Linked DNA regions of Homo sapiens: all the other regions are linked to region 3. Evidence: chromatin loops called from intact Hi-C (ENCODE). Cell type or tissue: PC-3. All regions are shown on one strand. Region 1 overlaps LOC107984361 (a long non-coding RNA gene). Region 2 has its middle 56 kb from the start of CTSC. Region 3 has its middle 160 kb from the start of RAB38. Region 4 has its middle 55 kb from the start of MIR3166.

Evidence for each region. Peaks named below come from ENCODE experiments on the same cell type or tissue, not always from the same donor. Only the 100,000 strongest peaks of a DNase experiment are listed, where the experiment ranks them.
Region 1: a loop joins it to region 3, with 11 times the contacts of the local background. A loop is called at or near these places in 3 of 110 quality-filtered maps.
Region 2: a loop joins it to region 3, with 14 times the contacts of the local background. A loop is called at or near these places in 7 of 110 quality-filtered maps.
Region 4: it touches region 3 in a loop (9-fold over the local background); 4 of 110 quality-filtered maps call a loop at or near these places.

The regions. Positions count from the first base shown.
Region 1 is chr11:87,460,797-87,465,796 of GRCh38, forward strand. The region is part of intron 2 of LOC107984361 (a long non-coding RNA gene); the gene reads left to right. Among named protein-coding and RNA genes, the nearest start is that of LINC02711, 260 kb to the right of the region's middle. RefSeq lists a silencer at 2,819-2,908. In PC-3, a CTCF peak has its summit at 2,904 (motif pointing right); a DNase peak (open chromatin) is centred at 2,915.
Region 2 is chr11:88,279,516-88,284,515 of GRCh38, forward strand. No RefSeq gene overlaps it. Among named protein-coding and RNA genes, the nearest start is that of CTSC, 56 kb to the right of the region's middle. In PC-3, CTCF peaks have their summits at 2,007 (motif pointing left) and 2,207 (motif pointing right); no DNase peak of the experiment used is centred here.
Region 3 is chr11:88,013,789-88,018,788 of GRCh38, forward strand. It overlaps a transcript of RAB38 not described here. Among named protein-coding and RNA genes, the nearest start is that of RAB38, 160 kb to the right of the region's middle. In PC-3, a CTCF peak has its summit at 2,828 (motif pointing right); DNase peaks (open chromatin) are centred at 1,593 and 2,823; H3K27ac peaks cover 728 bases.
Region 4 is chr11:88,229,121-88,234,120 of GRCh38, forward strand. No RefSeq gene overlaps it. Among named protein-coding and RNA genes, the nearest start is that of MIR3166, 55 kb to the left of the region's middle. In PC-3, CTCF peaks have their summits at 2,953 (motif pointing right) and 3,152; a DNase peak (open chromatin) is centred at 2,951.

The DNA of each region.
Region 1 (5,000 bases), 550 kb before region 3:
ATAAATAAAATATATACAAATATGTACAAAACCATGCTGGCCCTTTTTCTTTGCAAACCTGCTGTTCTTGTTATATTTGAATCAGTGATTGGCTCCATAACCCACCTGATCACCCAAACCAAATTCTAGATTGGTTTCTCTTTTTTTTTTTTTTTTTTTTGCTTCTCACATCAAATTAGTCCATAAGTCCTGTTGATTGTACTTCCTAATTATATTATAGGCTTCTCTCTTATCACTCTGATTGAATTAAGTCAGCCCATTACCATTGCCTGTCTGGACTCTTTCAAAAGCCTCTTGACTAATCTTCCAGCTGCCATCTCACTGTCCTTTTAGAATGACCGTATCTAAAATGCAAATATGATTATATTACCCCTTTCCACCTTTTTGCAATTGTTCAGCAGCTCCTATAGCCTATTGAATAAAACCCAAATTCCTCAGCAAGGATTGTAGGACTCTTCATTATCTAGCTCCTTCCTTCTTTCTCCAGCTCCGTTCTTTCCAATCCTGTGCATATACCCAAAGCCTCAACTAACTGGAACACTTTGCGTTTCCTCAGCGTTCCTACTCTTACCTGCTATTCTTTTTGCCTGAGAGGTCTTTTGGGTTTCATAGCTTGGTTAATTTTTCACTGTCCTCACATCCCCACTCCATGTCACCTCCTCCAGGAAGCCTTCCCTGACCTGGTATTCTGGATTAGGCTCTGCTCTTCTGTGTACCCAAAGGACACTGAACTGTAGGAGGAGATATTTCTCTCTATGGGGCTGTAAGTTCCTGAAGGGCAGGGACTGGGTTATATTTATTTGTATATAGCCACAACTGAGCATGAAGCTTTTCACTTTGCAGAGGGCAGCAAGTTTTGTCAGTTGATGGAGTCTGCTTGGCTAACCGCTTTCATTCTTTAAAATCCTGTTTAGGTATCCCTCCTTTAGGCAAGGACTTCCCTGTTCCAAGGTAAAATTAATGACTACCTTTTCTGTATTACTCCTGAACACTGTATTTACTTCATTTATATCATTTATAATAATAACAATAGTAAAAACATCAATAGAATACTTAGCTATGTGCTTGGCCTTATGATAATTGCTTTAGTGCTGACTTGGAGACATGGTCATCTTTAGTGTTTACAACACACTATGAAGTGGTTACTATGATTATTTGCATTTTATAAAGGAAAAGGCTTGGGTTTCAAGATACTGTGCTAAGTGCAGGGGATACGGCCTGAGAAAAGTGGGCAGGGCTTCTGCCTTCTTGAAGTCAATAGTCTGGTGGGAGAGATGAACATTAAATTAAACATTTCACAAATGATGGTAAAAACTAACACTTCCTGAGAGTTTACTTTTTGACAGGCACTCTTCAAGGTGCTTTACATGTGCCATTTTATGTAATCCTTATCAAAACCCTAGGAAGTTTGTATTGTCTTCCTTACTTTGCAGGAAAGGATACCACAGTTTGGTGGTGCTTGGAAATTTGCCCATGGTCCTACAGTCAGTGAGGGGAGTGCTAGGATTTGAACATTCAATCACCTGCCTCCAGTCTGGTGTTGTCCTGTGCCTGTGAGAACTGTGAAATGTGCTGTGAGAGTGTCACAGGAGGCCTGGCTTGACTAGGGTGAGGGCAGAAGTAGGGCTTCCCAGAGGAAGTGATATGAAGGTTGTGAATCGAAGGATAAGCTGAGGGAGGAAGTGTTTCAGGCAAAGAGAACAGGATTCTTTGGGTTGACAAAAAAAGTCAAACTGTAAATTATCTGAAGAGATTTATTCTGAGCCAAATATGAATGACCATGGCCTGTGACACAGCCCTCAGGAGGTCCTGAGAACATGTGCTCAAGGTGACTGGGATGCAGCTTGGTTTTGTACATTTTAAGGAGGCATGAGACTTCAATCAAGTACATTTAAGAAACACATTGGTTTGGTCCAGAAAGGTGGGATAACTTGAAGTGGGAGCTTCCAGCTTATAGGTATATTTAAAAGTTTTCTAGTTGACAACTGGTTCAGTTTATCTAAAGACCTGGGATCTATAGAAAGAATATTTGGGTTAAGATAAAGGATTGTGGAGACCAAAGTTCTTATTTGCAGAGGAAACCTTCAGGTAGTAGGCTTCAGAAAGAATAGGCTGTAAAATGTTTCTTTATCAGACTTAAAGTCGGTTGATGTTAATGCCAGAGAGGTATAATGAGGCATGTCTGACCCCCACTTCCCATCATGGCCTGAACCAGTCTTTCAGGTTAAATTTTAAGGGTGCCCTGGCTGACGAGGAAGTCCATTCAGATGGTTAGGGGACCTTAGAATTTTACTTTTGGCTTACATTTGGTTTACATGTATGTGTCTTTCTAGGTTGGAATTGTGGCTTATTCACTTTTGTATCAATACTGCTATGCATATTTATGTTCGTATGTATATGTACAGGTATATGTCTCCAGAAGTATGGTAGTTTGAGATACTTAAATGCTTGTTAAAAAACACAAAAACACGTTTGTTGCTTCAACAAGGCTCTCTCTTTTGATTCTTTACACATAAACTCTAAGGTAGACAGAACAAGGGTAACACATTCCTTTGAAAAGATAACCAACAACAAAAGTGACAGCGAAATAGAAGAAGTGATTTGTTTAATGTCTTCAGGCCACAAAGAGACACAGGCAGAACCAGAACTCAAATCTCTGCATTGGGCCATTCTCCGTGACCACTTCTTATTACAGTGGCTTGTCCTCTGGTTATTTCCATTGTCCTTCCAGACAACTGTGGTCATGGGAAACTGAATCTGGGCATGGCCATAGAACCTGAAAGGTATATAATTTCTCACTAGCAAAGAGTCTAGTCCATCTGGGAGACATTTGCATCACACTAGCACCAGGGAACTTTTTACCAAAGTGAAGCATGGGTTTTCTCCATTATGAGCCAGTAGGTGTCACAATTTACCCAAGATGAGCACAACCAGGTCTGTATGGCAGCCTCTGACATGTCCAAGGTATTCTACCTGAAGGGCTGATGTGGACTGTCCTCTCATCCTTCATTGATTATCTGGTCAACTGGCAGATGGTTGACCCCCTCCACCCATCCTGAGAGGTATGGCAGGTGGGGACAAATTATTTCAAAGCTTTGGTCAATTCAATTTCTTTCTTTTTTTTTTTTTCGTAGCTCCCGTATTTATTTATTTATTTATTTATTGCTTTTTTTTTTTCCTTTTTTTTAAATTATACTTTAAATTTTAGGGTACATGTGCGGACAAAAAACCAAACACCGCATGTTCTCACTCATAGGTGGGAATTGAACCATGAGAACACATGGACACAGGAAGGGGAATTCAATTTCTTTTCTCTTTGGCCAGGGACCTTGTGGAGCTTCTGAGGCTACCATCTGCACTGTGGTTCCTGTCTTTGTTTTCTCTATTCCCTGGATGCTTCTTCTACCCACCTCTAAGGTAGCTCCTGGGTGACCTTGGCTCTCCAGCTTTTTTGTTCTCCTGACTGCCAGGGTCAAAGTGAAGCCCTGGTGGCTGCTCTGCATCTGCCTTGCAGAGTTTTTTTTTTTTTTTTTTTTTAATATATTGATTATAAAACTCTGTATCCCTTATTTCCAAGGTTTCCCTGGACTAGACATGCTTTTCTGCCTGCCCATCACCATTGCCAAATGGGGCAACTAAATTTGTGTCACATGACTCTCTTTTCTCTCCTGGCCATTCCTGATCGCATCAGAAAAGGTATCTCAGGGAGATGGTGGGGATGCACCCAGCAAAGGAAGGATGGAAGAGATTCAGGCAGGCTGAAAGAAGGATGGGGGAAGAGAATGAGGGAAGACAGGGAATGGAGGAAAGAGTGGTTGGGGATAGGACACTTATGACTCATATGGAGTATAACCAACTGGCTGGACTCTCATTGACTGGGAGTTTAACCTCAGTGTGCAGGTGGTCGGGGTAGAAGAAACATTGCAGAGGCCTCAAAATCCAGTCTGGATGCATATTCTCAGGCCAAATCCCACTCTAAATATGAATAATTCAATGGTATAGATTAGTACTAAGTATATTTTGAGGAGAAGACACATGGGGAGGGTGGGGAGGATAGAACCAATATTTAGTAAATACTGTAGACTCCTGTAGTCCCTTTATTTACATCGCTCACACACAGCAGTTTAGGAATGCACTTGATAGCAAGGAACAGAAAACTCAACTTGAAGTGGCTTATATAAAGAGACACTATTCTTTTCACATAACAAGAAATCTGGAGTTCGATGCCTTCAGCATTGCTTCAGTGTCTTGATGATGTCAGTACAGGTGACTCTGAGAGCCTCTTGGCCACAAGAGCGCTCCTGCAGCTCCAGATAACATCTTTGGTCAAAGCAGGGAGAAAAGAGTAGGAGAACCAGTTGGCCTCATCTTTCCATTTTTTCAGGGAAGCAGAAACACTTCCAGGAAACTTTTTTCAGACTTCTGCTTATATAACATTGCCCATAGCTGAGTTAACTGGCCATCCCTGGCTGAAGGGGAGACCAGGAAAATAAGTATTAAGTTTTTCCAGCCTCTAAAGTGAAAGGTGCCACAGGATAATAAAATTGAGAATGGCAACCAACAAGGTCTGCCACAATTTCTTATTTTTTTAAAAGTCTCACACTAAAACTAGACAGATGTTAATATTATTTTACTATTACAGGTAAGAAAAGGGAGGTTTCATTAAGGAAATAAATTAATCAAGGTGAAACAACTAATATATTGGAGAGTTGGAATTTAAATCTTGGTCATTTTGATTCTAAAGTCTTTGTCCTTCATGTGAGCCCTGGGAGGCTCAACCCTGACCTTGGACATGTACATCTCCAGGCTGTGTGTGGGGAGCTGTGTCTGCCAGCCTTAAAAGCAGGCTCCTGAAAAATCCTGTAAGTGTGAGAGAGAAAATGTTGGAGCCTCAGAAAATTACTTGCTTCTATTTAGGAAGCCCGGGTTTCCTGTGGTGTTGCTGGGTGGAGGAGGTGGATAGAGAAGGTGTGGAGAGAGAAATGCAGAAAATTAAGCCC
Region 2 (5,000 bases), 270 kb after region 3:
AAGGGTAGTTTATCCTACAGAAATTTGGGTGAGAAAGTCTGACGAGGATGAAGGTGAGACTTGGACAGTGCTTTGAAGATACCAATAGCTTCCTAACTGATCTCACTGTTGCCAATCTTGCTCTTCCTCTTATGATTTCCTTACCAACAGATAACAACATTACAAAAGCAAAGATCTGATCATAATATTTCTCTGTACAAATTCCTTCTCCCCACTGATTACATCCTCACCAGCATTTATTATTAAAATTCATTGTATATGGAAATAAACCCAGATGCAAAGTTGCAGACTTTCTTCCTTCCCAGAACCTTGAATATCCTCCTAGTTTGTATTCTAGTTCCCCCATCGACCCCTGCCTCATTTTCCTGGGTCTAGATACCATGCTCAGCTATTACTTTGCTGGATCATGATACACTATGCCCACCTACCTCACCCAGGCACTAACTCACTGGGAATCTTTAGCCAAAATTTAGAATCATGTTACTGTCCCTATTTGTGCCCCAGAAACTTCAGCAGCTATGTTCCATCAACTTAGAAGATGCCTCCTTTAAATATCTATACTTCCTGGATCATACTACTGTATTTCCCTGGAATCCATAAATTGAACTGTGACTTCCTTTTATTCTATACCAACTTACATCTGAAGTGGTAGATTACTTCATATGGGTAGATTTAGAACACTGTGTTTCATTTGGCTCTTCCATTTTACTTTCTCCAAGAAAAAGAATGGAAGATAATAGGAAGCAATATGTATAAGACTGAATTAAGACAGAATTATTATCAAATTGAAAGACAGTGAGTTATGTTATTGGCTTTCAACATATATCAGACAGACCATGCCTCCTTGTCTAATAATAAAGACTTCATTTGGAGGTCCCAGAACACTAAATGATATGAAGCTATGGGTTAGGGGATGGTCAATTTACAGAGGCATGGGATCCTGGTTAACAAAAATTTTCTAGAAAGAAAAGAACATGAGTAAAGCTAATTTAGGGCACCATGATACATCTACTTATGGACATATTTGTAAACTACCAAGACCACCCTGTTTCATAATAGCCCAGTCATAGGTAGAATAATTACCTTTAAGAAGAATATAAAAGTACTAATGCTAAAGAAAGCAGAAATAATTCTCTAAGTCATTATTGGCTAAGAGTGTTGTATAATTTGCAGGTACATTTAAAGGAAGAATTACTAACTCAAGGCCTACTGCATTGCATTTCAGAAAATATACATTGAAAATAACGTGACATAATAGAGAATAGGTAAATGTCTGTAGCCATGGGCTCGAATACTGATTCTTCCAAATACCCTGAGCAAGGATCTTGGTCTACTGAACCTCAGTTTTCCTATCTGTAAAATGGGCTTTTAAAACCTGTTCTATTGACAGATTGTTTTGAAGAATAATACAAGTAATGCACTGCCATTCAAAAGGTAGTTATTTTATCTATTGTCATCGCTATTTAGACAGGCACAGTGTCTCAATATCAGGTTAATATAATGTCTTATTTTTGACATGTAAATGGCCATTAAGTGTTTTAAATCCTTCTTTAACTAAACAGGAGATTTGAAGATCAGCTTTTGAGTCCAGAGATTTGGGCAGAGGCCAAAATAATTCAGCTGCCAGCTACAAAGTACCACAGCAAGTGCCAAAAACGCTACTCATTTTTGAATGAGAAAAATATCTCTGCCAAACCAAATCTTAAGCGTTTTTATAGTTCTTTCCCGTATGTTCCTATAAAAAGGTCATTTTTTACATCTCATTTTTGAATGGAGCTGTCAGAATAACAACTTTCAACTGTCTCCCAAGCCTCAAAAATTGATCCAGTTAAAAAGAATTTGAGGATGGGAAGTATTTTTAGAGAATCCAGTGACTTGTGCTTTGAAGTCATGGACAGCACAGATTGAAATAAACACAAATAACTGACCTCTAGTTTGTACTTGGTCCATCCAGGTCTGCTTCTGGAGAGACAGCTCCCAAACAAACATTTCAGAACTCACAGCACCACCTTCTGGGGGTAGTATTTGGGGCAATATTTGAAATATTTGATAACCAGTCATGTTACAACTGACTAGAAAATACCATTTTCACTCTTATTTACACCTATTCCATGGCCAGATTAGAAAAACGAAGAGGAAGTTTGTTAAAGCAGGCCACACAATCTCTAAATTCCAGGCGGCTAGAATTTCACACGGTCTGGGGAGGAATTAGTGGTCTGAACTGATTGTGCAGGTCCCTGTCTCCACCAGGAGGAAGGGGCATCATTTTCCCATTCCCATATTGGCACTCTGTGAGCTAGCAGAAGCCCTTGGAGATTGAAATATTACAATAAATAGGTCTGAGTTTCTCAGAACTGCCATGAAACTTCTAATATGTGAAAATGTCTGGAAAGTTATAGAGTGGAACTGAAATATCTTCAAGGGATACAGCCTTCCAAATAGATAATGTTCAAAGAACAATTGATAGTGGTTACTGAAAACTAATACAACTGTTTTGAGTTTACATCCCCCATATCTGAGATTCCACACTAAACAACTTATATAGGGATTTTGCATATTATTCAAATAGAAAGCTAGATTGTTCACAACTGTCACTCAACTTCACATATTCTTACCAGCTAAGATTTTCCTGAGTTTAAATTTTTGTAGCCTGTATTGTGGAAATCACAGATTTATTGAATGTGCATTTTCAGAATCACTATCCATATCCATCTTGAAATATTTTTGAGCTATGGGAAACCAGGTGAGCATTTTAAGCAGGAATGTGGCATTGTCACCACTGGTGTGGTAAGGACTGGAAGAGAGCAAGACTGGGAGTAGGAAGGTATGTTAGGAAGCCATAGCGATGACATAGGTTACAGATCATGATAGGTTAAGACAGACATGTGGAGAGACAGATGTAATAGGTATTTAGAAATCAGAATTAATAGCAGCTCATGATTAATTGAATGTTGGGGTAAGGAAGATGAATAAATACGATAGTTTTCTGATTTTTGAAAAGTTGGTGAATGGAGATGCCATTAACTAAAAAGATGGAAATGAGCTGCCTTTGGGAATAGAAAGATGATGTATTCAGACTTGTGCATGTTGCATTTAGTAATAGGACTTGTGCCTTGTATCAGTGGAGAATGAGATACAGGGTTTAGAATTATAATAGGCAGCCTTTATGAGGACCCCCAGTGAAGTTACCTCCTGGTATATTCAGGCTTCATGTAACACTATCTCCTTCAGTAATGTGCTTCTGACCAACAGAATATGGAAACATTGAGGAGATGTCTCTTTCATGATTAGGTTACAAGAGATTATGAATCCTGTCTTGCAAGTACACTCTCTCTGTTGCTTTCATAGCTTGCACATTTTAATGAAGCAAACTGTTGTGTTATAGAGGCCCACATGGCAAGGTCCTGAGAGTGGCATCTGGTCAACAGACACCAAGAAACTGTCAACATAAAATAAACAAATTCAAAGTCTATTTTAAGAGAGTTTATTCAAGCACAAAGGTTAAGGACTGCAGCCCAGGAAACACTTCCAAATTGCCTTGGGAGTGCTCTGGAGAACAAAACAGATGCTCAAGTGTTTAAAGAAAAAAAAGATGAATCAGGGGAAGCAACAATTACAAAATTTTTTTGTCAAGAATTCTCATTGGTTCACAGAAATAACATTAGTTAGCAATTGGCTATACATTGTGGAACTATAGGGTATATGGCATTTTATGGCTACTTGGGATCAGTTAGTCTAGAGCCTGCAAAGCAAGTGGCTTGGAGAGATAGTGATTTAGCTCAAGAGGGAGTGAGATGTGACTGTTGCCACATGTTAAATGCTTTTCTGGGCCTGATTATTTAAGGGAGCTCACATGCCTAGAGGGAAAGTAAAGTTTAAGGAGGACCGGGAGACTGAAAAGAATATTGCAAAGAAATACAGATCTGAAATCTGGGAATTGCAAGGTTAAAGAAGGTGTGACCAAATAAATACCAACTGCTGAAAGACTGAAAACTATTTTCAGCAACAAGGTGGATTTTATCTTGATGTGAACAATTTCACATTAAGTGACCTGGCAGAAGGCAGATTTCAACAGACTGAGGAGAAAACACAAAGTGAGAAGGTAAAAGAAATTTCGTTGAAGACACTTAAATGTTAAGAAAAGTATAATGTGATATTTGCAGTAGGTGAAAAGTTGGTAGCTGATATGGTTTGCCTCTGCGTCCCCACCCAAATCTCACCTTGAATTGTAATAATCCCCATGTGTCAAGGGTGGGACGAAGTGGCGATAAGTAAATCATGGGGGCAGTTTCCCCCATATTGTTCTCATGATAGTGAGTGACTTCTCCTGACATCTGATGGCTTTATAAGGTGCTTCCCCCTTTGCTCTGCACTCATTCTCTCTTCTGCCGTCCTGTGAAGAGGTACCTTATGCCATGATTCTAAGTTTCCCCAGGCCTCCCCAGCCACGTGGAACTGTTGTCAATTACACCTCTTTTCTTTAAAAATTACTCCATCTTCACACCAGTGTGAGAACAGGCTCTTATAGTGGCTTTTTGGAGGAGAGAGAGACTTGAGCTTATTTATGTGATAAGGCCTCTTTGGTCATGCAAATTTTTATTACATTTTCTGTTATTTATACCATAGCTATTTTTCATAAGAAAAACAATAAAGGAAATAAGTACGCTTAATCATTCATAATCCTCTTGCCCTTTTGAAGGCACTAACATATCCATTTGCATTTTTCATAACAAAATACAGCATCATTTTTCCCACATATAACATAAGTACTTCTTAATGTTGTTATGTTAGTGCCATTGTTGTTTTTAATATTGTATAATATATTGTCAAGTTTGTGTACTATAAATGATCTATTTTCTACTTATTGGGCCTCTAGGTTGTTTCCAACTTTTTATAACTGTAAATGATGCTGTGATTAATTGTGCAAAGTTGCTCCAAAACAAAAACAGAGAAGCTTCCCATAAGAGTGTTTCCTGGATGTTTGCCAAAGTCAGTACTCT
Region 3 (5,000 bases):
ACTGGAATGAAATGGCTATTTTTCAAGGCCATGCAATATAATTGATTGAAAGCAGACATACTGACATTAAAATCAATAGCACAGTAAAGAGCACATCGCAGTACCCTTTACATATTGCTACATAGTTCCTGCTCAATAAATAATACCAGAATAGCAGCAGCAGCAGCAGCACTAGTGGTAAAAGCAGTCATATTAGAAGTGGTGACCGTAGCAGTAGCTATTATTGTTATGGTATTAAGTGGGAGATAGAAGACAAGTGCACTACTAGGGACAATCTCCTCTTCCCCTCTTGCTCTCCAGTATCAAATAGTCAAGAATAATGGGAACTTTAGTAGGAGAAATAAACGGATTTATAATCTGTATGCCAGGTCTTAATGCAGTTACTTATATATACTGTCTTATTTCTATACTCCATATGGTAGGTAGTTTCAACTGCATGTTACGGATGAGGAAACAGGGTCAGGGAGTTGAAAAAATTTCTGCAAATTCACACAGTTGCTAAGTGGAGCAAATTAGGATGCAAAGCCTGATATGCCTGGTCTCAACCCATCATAGTGTCCCTTATCTGTATATCCTAAAATTTCAAGGACAGAATGACCCCGGTCTGTTACTTGTTTTACAATACAACAAGGCTATTTGGTAGGTATTATTATCCTAATTTAAGAGACCAGAAAAATGAAGTTCTGACTGGCAAAATGACTTTCTCAAAGTCACACAGTTCAGAAGTGGCAGAGTTGAGATTAGAAGACAGATCTATCCTCCATGATTGTTACAACAGCCACAATCTGGATGTAACAAGTCATATTAATGGTGGTGGTCATTGCTAATTTCTCCCATCACCCATACCTACCCTGCTGGCAAGGCCTGGTTTGTACCCTGACAACCATGTGTTTTGGGGAGGATCCTTCCTCAATCCTTTTTACTGATGGGCCTTATTACCTGCATACTGATTGGCTTAAGAATGGGTGGGGACAAATTTGAGCCTCTCTTGATGTGCAATAAGGCCAGGTGGCAGAGACCAGGGCAACAAGAGGTACAACCCTCAGGGCACTACTGGAAATGTTATTAGAAATAGTACTGAGCAGTGAAGGACGGCAGGGCTTCTGTGGGAAACAAGACAGATATGGATGTGGCAACCTCTGGAAAGTTGTGGAGACACAACATCCAGGAATTTCTGAAAGTGAAATTGACAATCAAAGCAAATTAGTAACCAATAATAGATCGACCTTAAAATCAAAGTACCAAACACACCCAGTTGCCTGTATTTTTTTTTTTTTACAAATTTTTTCAGTTATAAAATCTCTCTACAATGTTGAGTCTTGGTGATAATTTAATTGCCATTATTTTTCTTAAGAAGTATGTGGCTGGCTAGATCATGGGCTAGTACTCATCTATCTACTCATCTATCTAACCAGCTATACAGTGAGAGAAATGAGAAGCTTTAGCTTTTCTCTTCTATGGTTCTCAAACGTGCTGAGTAAACTAAGTGAGCAGTCTTACAGGTGGAGACTTAGTTCCTCAGATACTCTTTTTATTTTTAGTTCATTAGGTAATGTAGTGTGGAGTCAGATTGTTTACTTTTAGTCTCAGATCCACTGACTACTCATTGTAACCTTGGGCAAGTTTTCTGAATCTGTCTTGGTCACTACAATATGGTTTGCTATAAGGATTGAATGAGATCATCATGAAGGTAAAGCACCTATCACATAATAAGTGATCGATAGGTATCAGCTACTATTTTGATCATTGCCTTGCAGGGGTTCAGGATATGGAAATGTGTTAATCATACTCTTGTGGTGATTTAGATGCTTGTTAGATCTACTAAGGGGGATAAGACTCCAGGAGAGGAAAGTGAGTTACGAAAACATTACAAATCAAAGCTAATATTTGACTCTGCCAGTAAAGACAGCACCCAGTCATCCTAAAAGCTCCCTATCAGCTGTTGCGTGTTCCTAAGCTCCTGGCTCGGTTAAAAAAATGTCTTGAGTCTTAGAGAAGAAAAATGTTTCCAGTTGGGCTTTGGAGCCTTTGCATGAGGACAGTCTGAAGGCTTTTCCTTTCTCCTCCAGCCTCTGTTCCAAGTAAAATGTTAAGACTTTAACACTGGCCACTTGGGAGGTCTGGGCTTGTGCATCAGAGATAGAGATCCTTGTACTTTCAGCCATCCTTCCACCATATCCACCACCTCCCAATGGGGTAGCCCTTGTCTTCAGCTAATATTTCGGCAATGTGCAATCTCCATATAGAAAAAAGCAGCAGGGAAAAAAAGCAGCTTTGATTTCTGCACCTGAGCTGTCCACTGAATGCCAGCTTCCTTTGCCTACTTGGTAGCTAACAGAATTCTGGCAACAACAATAGCTAGCTTGTTTTGCAGCAATCCAAACTTTTATTGTCTAAACAGGCAGAGTATGGTAGAAAGTATGCTACATAGAGGACTTCAAAGACAAGCGCTCCAGGCTGTCCACCCTTGCAATGATTACTTTAACATCCTGAACCTCAGTTGTCTCACCTGGTAACAGTAGAATGAGACAACCTATTTCAACAGGTTATAATGAGGACTTATATTCTCAATAATGTAAGTCAGAATATCTGCCTAAAGAATCTACTCAGATGCCTGTGGAATCTAATGAAAATGATTGAAGACTTGAAATAAAGATAATTTTTGCTTGTGGTGAAAGGAAACATCTTCTGATTAACTTCTTCCTGGGGGAACACAGGCCGGGGCACAGATGTTCTCTCCCAGCTAAAGATCCATCTTGCTTCCTAACAGACCTTGATAAGTCCATGGTCACTTTCACCTCCACCTTCCTGAGATGCCACAAGGGGGAGCACTAATACTTATAGATGACCTATCAATGTGCACTTTAGTCCATTTTTGCCCCATCAGCTATTTCCTGGTGTAAAAATGTTTTCTTCCTTAAAAGCAGGTAGATTCAAGCAGAATAAAGAGAAACTTAAACTCAGCAAAGAAAACACCATAGTTTTGGCCTAGTTCTGACACTGACTTGCTTAAGTCCCCTAACCCCTTTGAGGACTCACTTTTCTTTATTTGCAAAATTTATTCAAAACTTGCTGGGCACGAATCTGGGTAATAATGATTCAGAAATGAAGAGATTTAATCCTGCCTTCAAAGAACCCACAGCAGGATGGATTAAGCAGACTTGCAAACCAACAGTTACAAAGCAAAATGATAAATGTTAATAGGGAAAGATCAGACACTTGGAAGAAGGTGCCCCTAGGGTTTCTTAAGAGTCATAAAAAGCTTCACAGACAAGGCAAAGCTTAACTTCGAATTTGAAGGAGGAGCAGCAGCTTGGTAGGTGAGAAAATGAAGATAAGCACTGCAAGCAGAGAGGATGAAATACACAACCATGGACATGAGAGAGGAAAGGTCAGTTTACTCAGAATACATTTAGGGGTAGGATCAGAATTCTTATCCATTGGTCTGTGAATACTTCATGTATGATATTGTACCTATGTGCATAAATGTACTTTTCAGTGGAGAAAATCCATTTAGTGATCTCATCATATTCTCAAATTAGTTGGTAATAAAGGATATATAATATATAGACACATACACACACACACACACAAACGCAAAGAGAGAGAGAGAGAGGAGTTATATAATTTCTAAGGTCGTATAATCCACTTCTTCATTATATTTATTCACAATTTTAAAAATGTGCATATAAAGCTACTATTCATGGGTCTCAAGGACATCTGTCTCTAGTTCTTTTCTTATTATGCTATGATTCATATTTTGCTGATTAACTATTACGTACCCTAGTCTTACACTGGCTTCTTTATAACTCCCTTGAAATCTGCATTTGTTTTAAGACCCCTGCTTTCAACAGCCTTGGACAATTTCAGCTCTGTCTCTATATGTTACCCAGATCTTTTGTTAAATTGTATTTTATATATATATATAATATATATTATATATATATATAATATATATTTTATAAAGAGGAAGGTCACCGCAATTCCCTGTGATTTCCTCTTTTTCAGACTGATATGGTTTGGCTATGTCCCCATCCAAATCTCATCTTGAATCATAGCCCTGGTAATTCCCACTTGTGGGAGGGACCTGGTAGGAGGTAATTGAAACATGGGGACATGTCTTTCCCATGCTATTCTTGTCACAGTGAATAAGTCTCATGAGATCTGATGGTTTTGTAAAGGGGAGTTTCCCTGCACAAGCTCTCTTCTCTTGTCTGCCGCCGTATGAGACATGCCTTTCACCTTCCTCCACGATTGTGTGGCCTCCCCAGCCACAAAGAACTGTGAGTCCATTACACCTCTTTCTTTTGTAAATTGCCTAGTCTTCGGTATATCTTTACCAGCAGCGTAAAAACGGAGTAATGCACAGACCTTCACCTTCCCCTATCAACTTTTTTCTGCCAGCTAATAACCCTGCTTCTTATTTCACTGAGCCAGTCTGTACCCGTATACACTTACTGCTAGACCTGTTATTATCAAAAGTCAACTCTTAAATTTAGTACTGCAGCACGTGCTTCTCATTTAAGGATATTTCTCTAGCATTGTCCACCCTTTTCCCACATCATCTTTTCTCTCTACTGAATTCCCCCCACTACCATTCAAACATAGTGAAATAGCTCTGATTTTAAAAGAAAATCCTCCCTTTATCCTTCCATCTCTCTTCTACAATAACCCCATTTATCTATTTTCCTTTATGGCAAAACACCTCAAAAGAGTTTTCTGTATCCATTGTCTCCATTTCTCATTTTGAACCTACTCCTGACATGTCTCTGTCCCTAGCAGAAAGCAGCGACAATAGCAAATTCTCAGTTCTCATATTAGAGCCATCCCTTGGTATCCATGGGGGATTGGTTCCAGGACCCCTGCAGCTACCAAAATCTATCATGTTCAAGTTTCTTATATAAAATTGTGTAATATTTGCATATAACCTCCATATACATACTTTAAATCATCTCTAGCTTACTTATAATATCTAATACAATGTAAATGCTAAATAGTTG
Region 4 (5,000 bases), 220 kb after region 3:
ACTTGATATTTTTCTCTTGCTAATTTTAAAACTCTTTATTTCACTTGGACTTTAGACATTCTGAGTATAATATGCCATGGTGAGGTCCTTTGTGCAATGTATTTTCCTTGGGGTTGCTGTGTCCCCTGTATCTAGATGCCTAACTTTCTTGATAGATGAGAAATTTTCATTATTTTCTTAAATATGTTTTCTAAACTTTTTGATCCCTCTTCACTTTTGGCAATACCAATAATTAGTAAATTTGGTCACTTTATCTGGTCCCAGATGTCTGAAAGCTTTGTTCATTCATTTTTTATTCTGTTTCTCTTATTTTTGTCTGACAGGATTATTTTGAAAGTCTTGTCTTCAAGTTCTGAGATGCTTCTTCTTGGTCTAGTCTATTATTGAAACTTTTGGATATATTTTTTATTTCTTTCAATGAATTTTTTAATTCCAGAATTTCTATTCTATTTGTTTTTATGATGTTCATCTCCTTGGTAAATTTCTCATTAATATCCTGGATTGATTTTCTGATTTCTTTGTATTGATTTTCAGGTTTATCTTGCATCTCATTGAGATTCTTTAAGATCAGTATTTTGAATTCTTTATCTGAACTTTTAAAGAGGAATTATTTTTGATTGGGATCTGTTATTGGATAATTTTGGTCCTTTGATGGTATCATATTTCCCTGATTTTTCATGTTTCCTGTGTCCCTCCATTGATTTTGGTGCATCTTGTATAGCAGTCACTTTTTCCAAGTTTTTGAAATTGCTTTCATAGGGGAGAATTTTTTCCTGAGGATGTGTATATGTTGTTGATTCAGTTAAGATACTGTGGCTTTGATTTTGGGTGCTCATGGTAGTGTGATCTTTGTATGAATATTTTGGCAGTACACAGGGCAGTGGTCTCTGTGATTTCCTCAGTGACTAAGGGTACAGCTAATAGTTGAGTTTGTGGTGGAATTAAGCTAGTGACCTGGACACCAACTAAATCAGTCTTCAGGCTCTGGTGGTAGTAGCAGTGGGGTCCTTTCAGGCCCCAGAGCAACTTACACTGGCTCTAGTGTTTGTGAGTCTGGGAGGACTGATTCTTGAGCCTTCACGTGGCTTGCTTAGAAATTAATAGTAAGAGCAGTGGTCCCAGTGTGTGGGTGGGTTCTTAGGACCCTTGGTAGCTAATGTGGTATGGGTGATGGTAGTAGCAATGGTGGTGCAACCCACTGGGACCCAAGCAACGCATGTTGTTGTTGCTGGAAGCTGTGATGGGTTGGGTGGGCTAGTCTCCAGTCCCACAGCCACCTGTAGCAGGGCAGTAAGCATTGTCCTAACTGTGCTTAGGAGAGCTTTGTCTCACTTATCCCTTTCCCAGCTGGGTGGCAGCTGCAACTATGTCACCTCAAACTTGGCCCAAGGTTGGGGCACAGCCCAGTATTAAGTTCTCAGAATGGCACTCTGGGCCTGTGACCAGGGAGTGTAAGGTCCCTTCAGGCAAGAAGCATGGGCAAGAAGCTATGGGAAAAGCAGTTTACTTGAGTCTTGGTCTTACAGCAGCCCGTAGTAGGGTACTGGGTATTGACCTAGATGTGCATTGGGAAGCCTGGCTTTCCTATACCTCTTTAACTGGGCATTAGCTGAAGCCATGTCAAGTCAAACTCATCTCAAGGGCAGGGGACAACCAAGCATTAAACTCTCAAAATGGCACCTTGAGTCTATAGTCAGGGAGGGTGGGTCTCCTCCCATGCAGGCAGTGTGGGCATGAAGCTGTGGAGAATACAGTCCACTTGTGTCTCAATCTCACAGCAGCCTGTTGCAGGGAAGTAAATATTGTCTTAGATATACATAGGATACCTTTGTCTTCTTGTTCCTCCTTGGCCAGATGGCAGCTACAACCACATCAGCCTGAACTCAGGCCTAAGGTGACATATGGCTCAGCCTTAAACTCTCAAAATGGCACTCACCCTGGGCCTGGGACCCAGGGTGGGCAGAGTACCTTCCAGTCTAGCAGTATGGGCAAGAAGCTATGGGGAATATGGTCCACTTACATCTCAGTCTCACAGCAGCCCACAGCAGGGCAGCAAGCACCCTCCTAGGGGTGCATGGGAGTGCCCAGCCTCTTCTTTCTCTTGTTGGAGCAGTGCAGTAGCCCCAGCCATGTTTGTAGATCTCCAGTATCTAGGCTCTCAAGATAGCTCCCAGCTGAGGCTGCTCCAAGCTCAGGTGCCTGTGAAATTTTGCATGGGTTCTCTTTCTGGAGAAACATCTCTTTGCAATCTTTAGCCAGCTCTGTATGTCAAGCCCAAGGCCCTAACGAGTTAAGGGTTTCTTTGGTGGCCATGATAGTAAAAGCTGATTTTGGAACCCCGGGGGTTTCTCTTTTACTATTTCCCCATGTCCAGGAGGCTCTCCTAACTTTTAGCTGGTTCCTGGCTGGGCAAGCTGTCTTGCTCTCTCTTTACCTATTTCGGGTGCTTCTTGTCACTGCTCTGGGGAATCCTAGCATTGTGCCCTATATGATCTGTTTAAAATGTGAGTATCTGCCAACTATTCTGATATCTACTTACTATCCTGGTTCCTCTCCTAGGAGGAGGCACATATTACCTATGTCTAGCTGGCCATCTTTATATGATGCACAGTGAGTTTCATGGATATGCACCCAGAGCAGGTCCCCATCTACCAGCCAGTTGTCACTATTTTTAACTGTCACTTTAATTTCCCTAGAATCTAATAATGCTGCCCTCACTTTTATTCCTGTGTTTTGTGCTAACATTTAATCTTCATAACCACCTTATATAATAGGTATTATTTTCCATTTTTATAGAAAAGCAAACAAATCACAAAGAGCTAAGAAGCTGCCCAAGTTTACTTGGATATTGAGCACAAAGTCAGGACTCAGAGCAAGGTCTGTAGCCTCAAAAGCCTCTATTCTATACAACCATGCCATACTCACTTAGAACCGTAATATGGAGCAAAGCCACTAGGTGGAACCCCATAAAATCTGCGCTTGCCACAGGCCCAACATTAATCACTTTAGTCCATCGGATGCTGATGCTGGAAAGGATGAAGCAAATCAGTGATCCTACCCCTTCATTCTCACAGAGGAGAAATCTGAGAACTAGCTAAGGAAGAGAATTGCCTAGGTCACACATTGATTTAGTAACATGCCCCAAATCAGCACCCAGAGTGTGTATTGCCGTAGGTCTTTGCATTTGCCACAGTTATTGTTTTTCTTCCATGGTTATAAACAGAAAAGATGTACAGCTTACATAAAATCAGGAGAAATATCTGATCCATCTTTTCTATGGCAAGACAAAGCAGGGTTGGAAAACGTTAATTAGCTTGTGAACACACACTCTCAGCCAGAGGAAGTGTGCTTCATAGTCAAGGCTCACAACAGTGTGCATTAGAATAAAAGTATCTATGTTTCCTCTTCTAGATCATCAAAGGGTTTTTACATCACTTGCCTACTGCAACTAAATGCCAGGGCTTGGGCATACTGAGGGGAAAAGGCTGTCTAGTTTTTCTGCTCACAAATGTTGTGGTCGGAGGCAAGTTTTCTGCTCACTGCTTCCACGGAGTAAAATGGTACCATCTGCTGTGCCTAATGGGCACAATCAGAGTGCGGAGTTATGGGGTCTTGAGATGAGATGATTGTAAGAAAAAAACTGATTATGACAGACGATCATTGATAGCTTTGCTGTCCCTTCAGTTCTATCATAACCCCTTTTACACAATGACAACCTGCTACCATGCCACTGTCCTAGAAGGGAATCTCACAATTGCATGCAGCAATCTCAAAAATAGAAATGATACAACAAATAAGGATGGTTATATTGTTGAAAATAACGCTGTTCAAAAATTGTTTAAAACAGTTAGCTTTTTCTATGCTATCTCATTCCTCCCAGCTAGATTTACCTTTAAAAGAACACTAAATGAGACTTTATCCTCACAGCTGAAAAAATCTGGTCTTCTGATAGAAAGCTTTTGTGTCAGTTAATATATTTATACAAAAGGTAGAGTAGCTAGAAATAGAGGTGCTCCATATATAAAGATTAATTAAACTTCTAGAATTTTCATTGCTAAATTTGTAAATTCAAAATAAAAACATAAATCACTTTTATAAAAAAAAGGGAAAGAAATGTCTTACAACCTTTACAGAAAAGGATATAAGAATTAACTTACTATTTATTGCAACCAAATCTGTGAGTTGGGTAATATTATTCCAATGTTTCAGAAAAAAAAGTTAAGAACAACAAAAAATAAATTGTACAACGGGTAAATGTCAGAGCTGGAATTCTGTATTTGATCTTTTTTGGCTCCAAAGCCTGTCATTCGAACCACTACACACTTAGGGTCACTATTAGGCCCTGTATTCTACCTCTTTTTCATTTTTAAAGAAATAACTGGCAAAAATTTCTCATAGTGGCGTATTATATAGAATTGTTTTCTTTTACCTTTAATTTTCTAACAACAGACATAAAAACAAAACAGGAGAAAAATACACAATATTGTTGCTAAAACAGTGAATGCTGTAGAACAAAATGATAGGTGATATGTGTGTGTATATATCCTTCTTTCTCTTCTTTTCCATATGTAGTTACATTATTTTAAAACTTAAAGAAGAGTATTAAGGAGACGGGACAGAAGTTAATATAAAAATACTTAAGAATTCTGAAAAAGCCGGCAACTTTTCTTTCTACCTTGTGATAAGTCTGAGATGACACCCTTTGACACCGTTTTCCTCCTCCCTATCCATTCTCAGTATCTAGAGCCCTGACATCACACACACACACACACACACACACACACACACACACACACACAATATTGCCACATTTCCTACTTTCTCTTTGATAATACCCATTCAAACTGAGCTTTGCACCTCTAGAATTGGTTCTCCTGGTTCCTGGAGTCCCTCCTGCTGTGAGATTTGCTCTGACTCTGGACTATCCCTGCCTGCTTACTACCTACCCTCCTTTTCTTACACTTTTCTCACCAATAATTAAGGAACACATGCATTTTTCT